Linked DNA regions of Homo sapiens: region 2 is linked to region 1. A link is a contact called in ENCODE Hi-C or POLR2A ChIA-PET data. All regions are on one chromosome and are shown on one strand. The core of a region is the stretch at or near the end of the contact, and the rest is flanking DNA. Distances in the headings are between cores, read along the strand shown.

Region 1 (3,273 bases), core at 238-2,737:
GGCGGCAGGCAAGGGTGCAGGGCCTGGGGATGGAGGGGTCCTGAGGATCCCCGGGTATAGGGATGGAGGGGTGTGGCATGTGGGGTCATGGGTCCTAGAAACAGTGGGTTGGGGTCCTGGGAATGGAGGAGCAGATAGGGGTACACGTCCCAGGGTTGGAGGGTCACAGGAGTCCCAGGGGTGGTGGGTGGGGGTGCAGGGCCAGGGCATGGAGGGGACCCAGGGATGCAGGCCAGGTGGGGTCCAGGGATGGAGGGGCCTGGGGTGTAGGCAGGGGTTCCAGCCGGAGGTGGAGGGGCCCAGGGATCTGGGGGCAGAGGTGTCTGGGGACCTGGGGTGCAGGGAGGGGTGAGGTCCAGGGATGGAGCGTCCTGGGGATGGAAGAATGGAGGGTCCTAGGGTGCAGGCGGGGGGTGGAGGGCCCTGAGGATGGGGTATTCAGGGTTCTGGGGTGCGGGCTGGGTGGGGTTTGAGGATGGAGGGGCCCAGGGGCTCCAAGTGCAGGCCGAGTTGGAGGGTCCCAGGAACGGAGGGTACCGGAGTGCAGGCTGGGTGGGTCCAGGGACGGAGGAGAGCAGGGGTCCCAGGGGTACAGGGCCTGGGATCCCGGGGAACAGGCTGGGGGCGCAAGCCAGAGGTGGAGGATCCAGGGGGGCCTGGGGATGGAGGGGTGCAGAGGCCCAGAGTGCAGGCCTGGTGGGGTCTGGGGACAGAGAGGTGCAGAGGCAGGGACAGAGGGGTGCAGAGCCCAGGGAACTGGGTGGAGTCTAGGGATGGAAGGGTGCAGGCCCCGGGGTGCAGGCCGGGTCGGTTTCAGGACCGGAGGGGTGCAGGGGTCCCAGGGACAGAGGGGTGCAGGGCCTCAGGTGCAGGCCCCGGGGTGCAGGCCGAGTTGGGTTCGGAGCCTGAGGATGCAGGGGTGCAGGGGTCCCGGGGACAGAGGGGTGCAGGGCTCGGGGATGGAGGGGTGCGGGGGTCTCGGGGACAGAGGGGTGCAGGGCCTCAGGTGCAGGGCCCGGGCAGCAGGCTGGGTGGGTCGGGGCCAGGGCTGGCGGGGTCGGGGCGCCCACCTGTGCGCGGGGATGCGCTGCGAGCTGAGCCCCTTGCCCACCAGGAAGTGCACGTCGCACAGCACCTCGTTGTTGAAGAGGAAGGCGAAGCGCTCCTGCACGGTGGGCTTGCTGGCCTGCCAGTTGTACGCGGCCTCGCGCTGCAGCGCCGCCGCCCCCGGGCCCGCCGCCTCCTCCGCCCGCTCCGCGCCCGCGGCCTGCGCGTCTGTCCCGGGGCCCGGCGGGGCGGGCGGCGTCGGCCCAGGGGCGGCGGCGGCGGCGGCGGCGGCGGCGGCGGCGGCGGCCGCGTTGCCGGGGGCCGGGGTGGCGGCGGCGTTGGCGCTGGGCCCGGGACTGCCCCCCGTGCCCGGGCCGACCCCGACCCCCGGCGGGCACGACGCACGCCCGCCGCTCCCACCCGCCGCCATTTTGTGGCTGCGGCGTGGGCGGGGGAGGGGAGGAGGGAAGGAGGGAGGGGAGGAGGGAAGGAGGGAGGGGAAAGGAGGAGAGTAGGGGGAGGAGGGGGAGGAGGGAGGGGAGGGGAAAAGAGGAGGGAGGGGAAAGGAGGGGAGGAGGGAGGGGAGGGGAAGCGGGAAGGAGGGAGGGGAGGAGAGGGAGGGGAAAGGAGGGGGAAGGAGGGAGGGGAGGAGAGGGAGGGGAAAGGAGGGGGAAGGAGGGAGGGGAGGAGAGGGAGGGGAAAGGAGGGGGAAGGAGGGAGGGGAGGAGAGGGAGGGGAAAGGAGGGGGAAGGAGGGAGGGGAGGAGAGGGAGGGGAAAGGAGGGGAGGTGGGAGGGGAGGAGGGAGGGGAGAAGGGAGGTGAATGGGGGAGGCTGTTGCAGGGGAGGGGACGGGGAGGAGAGGGAAGAGTAGGAGGGGCCTGTAGAGGGGAGGAGCTGGTGGAAGACCTCTTGCTCCACTCCCTAAGCATCCTGACCTGAAGCCCAGACTCCAGACCGAGGTCCAGAATTTGGGGTCCAGGCACCAGGCCCCAGACTCCAGACCGGGAATCCTAAACCCTGGAGCACAGACCTCAGTCCGGGATCCCAGGCCTCAGACCTTGAATCCTAGATCCCAGACTCTGAACCCCAGACTTCAGACTCCGGATTCCAGATCCCATACCTCAGACCCGGAACCCCCAACCCAAAGACCAAGCGCAAACTCCAGACCCCAGACCCCGGACCCAGGTGGCGGGCCTGCTCCGTGGCGCAGGCTCCGCTGTACAGAGACATAGCCTGAGGCCGGGAAGCTGCGGATGAGCGAGCAGGATGCAGGCCACGTGCACTGACACTCAGCAGACGCCCAGCACCCTCTCCAGGCCAGGTGTGGGGGGTGGTCAGTGTGGACGGAGCTGGGACTCCCCCAAAACGCTTACTACATACATAATGTCAAGGTAGACAAATGCCACAAAGATTGAGGAACCAGGTCGGGCGCAGTGGCTCACGCCTGTAATCCCAGCACTTCAGGAGGCCAAGGCGGGGGGTGCATCACCTAAGGTCAAGAGTTGGAGACCAGCCTGGGCAACATGGCAAAACCCTGTCTCTACAAAAAATACAAAAATTAGCCAGGCGCGGTGGCTCACGTCTGTAATCCCAGCACTTTGGGAGGCCGAGGCGGGCGGATCACCAGGTCGGGAGATCGAGACCATCCTGGTGAAACCCCATCATGGTGAAACCCCATCTCTACTAAAAATACGAAAATTAGCCAGGCTTGGTGGCGGGTGCCTGTAATCCCAGCTACTCGGGAGGCTGAGGCAGGAGAATCACTTGAACCTGGGAGGCGGAGGTTGCAGTGAGCCGAGACCGCGCCATTGCACTCCAGCCTGAACAACAAGAACAAAACTCCGTCTCAAACAAACAAACAAACAAACAAAACAAAACAAAAAAAAAACTAGGCGTGGTGGTACGCACCTGTTGTCCCAGCTACTCAGAAGGCTGAGACGGAAGCATCACTTGAGCCTGGAAGGTTGAGCTTTTGATGAGCTATGACTCCACCACTGCCCTCCAGCCTGGGCAACAGAGCAAGATCCTGTCTCGAAAAAAAAAAAAAACAAAGAAGAAAAAGAAAATAGGGTATTAAAAAAACCCAAGTGATAATGCTATTTTCAGTTCTCCAGAGTGGGTGGTTGAGGTAGTTACAATTTTTTTTTCTTTTTTCTTTTTTCTTTTTAGAGTCTCCCTCTATTGCCCAGGCTGGGGTGCAGTGATGGCGATCTTGGCTCACTGCA
Region 2 (3,273 bases), core at 419-2,918, 170 kb before region 1:
CCCAGGAGGTCGAGGCCTCAAAGAGCTGTGATCGCACCACTGCACTCCAGCCTGGACTATAGAGTGAGACCCTGTCTCTAAAAATAGGGTTAAAATGAGCATCGTGAGTCTGGTGTCACAGCCTCCGAGAAGCCTCTCCCACGCGTTGCCTTCTTCACCAACTCCCAGCCCCCGCCAAAGCCGGCTGCGTGCTCCCAGGACATCACGACCTATGCTACGGGATCTGTAGGCACAGCTGTCGGCAGGTCCCTGAGAGCACAGCCGGCATCGTACGCAGCTCTGAATCCCCCGCCTCAAACACAGCGAAGACGCTGGGCTGTGGGGAGCTGACAAGTGATTGCTTGCATCTGTCCACCTGCAAACAACCGCCCACAGGTGCAGGTGTCCCAAGCACACTTATCAGGGAAATCAGAAAAAAATGCTACCTTTTCTGGCAAAACAGGAAAATAAACCTATTCTTAAATCCTAGAGAAGATGTTTCTCTTTTGCAGGAAAAGGTTCTGAGCTGAGACTGTTTCATGGTTAAAGTAAAAACAGTGCTTGAAACTCACGCCCAATGAGGAAATCTGGGACGAAGGAAGTCAGGGGCTGGGTGAAGCAGAGAGCCACTATCAAGGGACAGAGGTAACAGGGGAGTCTGAATGACATCACACTCGATAACCCTCCCTCCACGACTTTCCTTGCGATGTCCCTCTTTTTCTCCAATCCAAATCCCACATCTCCTCCAAGAAACGCTGCCATGACGATGAAAACCACCATGACGCTGTGAGGTGGAGTCCACCAACGTCCTCTGCCCGACCAAAAGCATGGAATTCCTCGGAGCCCACTCGAGTAAGCTTTGACTTCCTCCCTGCCAGTCATGCTGGACACAGGGCTCGACAAACACAAGAGACGATCCTCGGACCATCCTAACTCAACGACTGGAGACTGAGGTGGCCGCTGCCAGAGGCGCGGCCGGAGGAAACGTCATGGAAATAAACAAGGGCGGCCACAAGCACATGGGGTCCGGGAAGCGGCGGGCGCCAATCAGGGGCAGGAGGAGTCCAGGACCTGCCTAGCGCCGGCCGCGCCCGTCTCCCGAGCCCCCTTGTGTCAGGCCCGGTGCCCGGTACTCAACATGCGCTCGCACTCCGCCCTCTAGACAGCCCTGGCAGGACGCGTCCTCCTAGTTGACATTTCACACTCGTGAAGACGAAGGCTTAGGGACATCTAGTGCTTTGCACCGGGTCCCAGGGTGGGTGGTTCCGGTCCCGACTGGGAAAACCGTCGCCCGCGAACGTGTGGGGAGGAGGCTGGGCCGAGAACGGGGACCCCGGGCGGGACCGGGGTGGGGTCCAGACCCGGGCAGGGGAGCCGAGCCCAAGGCAAGCAGGCGGGCGGGCATTACCTGCTGCGGGGGGCGCCTCTCCGCCGTCACCGGGCGCGCCGGAGCCCCGGGCCCCGCGGTGCCGGAAGTGGCAGTAGGGCCGCCGGCAGGGCCCCCCGGGCGCCCCAGACCAATAGGGGCAGTCAATGGCCCGGAAGAAGCCAGTGGAGCGTAGCATGGTCCGTCCCGCGGCGGGGCCCCGGCCCGGAGCCGCCCGGGCCCCAGGGCCCCCTCACTGGCGCCGCGGTCGCCGCCGCCCGCGCCTCACGGACCCCGCCGCCGCCATCTTGCTCCGAGGCCCCCGGAGGCCCTCGGGACGCCGCCGCAAGGGACCCCGGGAGGGGCTGCCCGCAGCGCGCCTGCTCAGAAACGCCTGCTCCTGCGCGACCAAGGCTGGTGACGGACCCCTGGGCCGGGACAGACGGCCGCGGGAGGAAGTAAGGAGGGCAGGGGCTGCCCTGCCTGCGGTCTCCGGGAGCCTCGCCAGCGCCGCCGCCCGACCTTCGGCGGCTGTAGCGGCGCCATCTTGAGCCCCAGGCCCCTGCGGCGCCAGGGCTGTCCACGGCGCGCCTGACCAAAAAAGCCCCGCGGGGCCCGCTATTACTCATTTGCATATTATTTCCTTTCGTTAGCATATCACCTTAAGGCGCCCTCTGCTGGACGAGGAGAGTTCTGCGGGGAGGTGGCCTTAAACCTGGGCCAGGTGAAACTCATGGTTGAATTACTCCGTTCACAGTCTTTAAAAATCCCCTCGCCCTGGTATACAGCTGGCTCTCAAGAAACGCCTTAATCTCCCCAACCTCGACTCTTGTCATCAGTCTAATGACCAGGTCCACGTTCACTCATTTGTTCAACAAATATTGAGCGCCTACTGTATACCAGCTAGAGGGTGCATTTTAACAGACAAACGAGGAACAAGGCTGGGATGGGGCAACTCTGTAGTCTGGTGGAGTAGGCCCACGTCTTAATGGGAAGTTTAACCTGGTGCATTTTGGTGGGATTGTAAAATAGTGCCACTGCTATGTAAAACAAAAAACCCAAAAAGTTTGTTTTTAAGAGACAGGGTCTTGCTCTGTCACCCAGGCTGGAGAGCAGTGGTGCGATCACGGCTCACTGCAGCCTCGACTTCCCTGGCTCAGGTGATTCTCCCACCTCAGCCTCCCGAGTAGCTAAAACCACAGGTGTGCACCATCATGCCTGGCTAATTTTTTGTATTTTGTGTAGAGATGGAAAAAGTTAAACAGAATTACCCTATGAGCAACTCTATTCCTGGGTATACACCCAAAAAGAATAGAAAGCAAAGTCTTAGGTCGGGCACAGTGGCTCATGTCTGTAATCCCAACACTCTGGGAGGCTGAGGCGGGTGGATCACTTGAGCCCAGGATTTCAAGACCAGCTTGGCCAATATGGCAAAACCCTGTCCTACTAAAAATACAAAAATTAGCTGGGCGCGATGGCTCACGCCTGTAATCCCAGCTCTTTGGGAGGCCGAGGAGGGAAGATCAACCGAGGTCAGGAGTTTGAGACCAGCCTGGCCAAGATGGCGAAACCCCACCTCTATTAAAAATACAAAAATTAGCTGGGCGTGGTGGCGGGCGCCTGTAGTCCCAACTACTTGGGAGGCTGAAGCAGGAGAATCACTTGAACCTGGGAAGCGGAGGTTGCAGTGAGCCAAGATTGCACCACTGCACTCCAGCCTGGGTGACAGAGTGACAGTCCGTCTCAAATAACAATACAATGGTTAAGATGACAAATTTTATGTTATGTGCATGTGATTTTACCACAATTATAAATAAATGACAGGATGCAATGATGAGGGGACGTGGGTTGGGATGGGTCATGGGCGACTCTGCAGAGGACCTGATCTAATCTCAAAGCTGTCCTATCATGGGCAGTGGAGGCGTAGA

What was found. A loop is a pair of places that touch in the nucleus more often than their neighbours do. ChIA-PET counts read pairs that join two places held with the same protein, here RNA polymerase II (POLR2A). Pooled maps may share reads with other maps.
Region 2: a loop to region 1 is called in a pooled map, with 3 times the contacts of the local background. The contact joins the promoter of REXO1 here to the promoter of BTBD2 in region 1. A Hi-C loop is called at or near these places in 1 of 50 pooled maps. POLR2A ChIA-PET finds 5 or more read pairs at or near these places in 4 of 52 experiments (AG04450, CD4-positive, alpha-beta T cell, CD8-positive, alpha-beta T cell and 1 more).

Annotation. Positions count from the first base shown.
Region 1 is chr19:2,014,227-2,017,499 of GRCh38, forward strand. It overlaps BTBD2 (BTB domain containing 2), which reads right to left and starts at 1,488. Exons shown (of 9, transcript NM_017797.4): 1 at 1,071-1,488. The coding sequence starts at 1,477. It overlaps LOC107985278 (a long non-coding RNA gene), which reads right to left. Exons shown (of 4, transcript XR_001753845.2): 3 at 2,957-3,074; 4 at 2,119-2,868. RefSeq lists silencers at 1,085-1,134, 1,145-1,294.
Region 2 is chr19:1,846,815-1,850,087 of GRCh38, forward strand. It overlaps REXO1 (RNA exonuclease 1 homolog), which reads right to left and starts at 1,669. Exons shown (of 16, transcript NM_020695.4): 1 at 1,388-1,669. The coding sequence starts at 1,544. RefSeq lists a silencer at 1,397-1,866 and enhancers at 1,887-2,036, 2,057-2,136.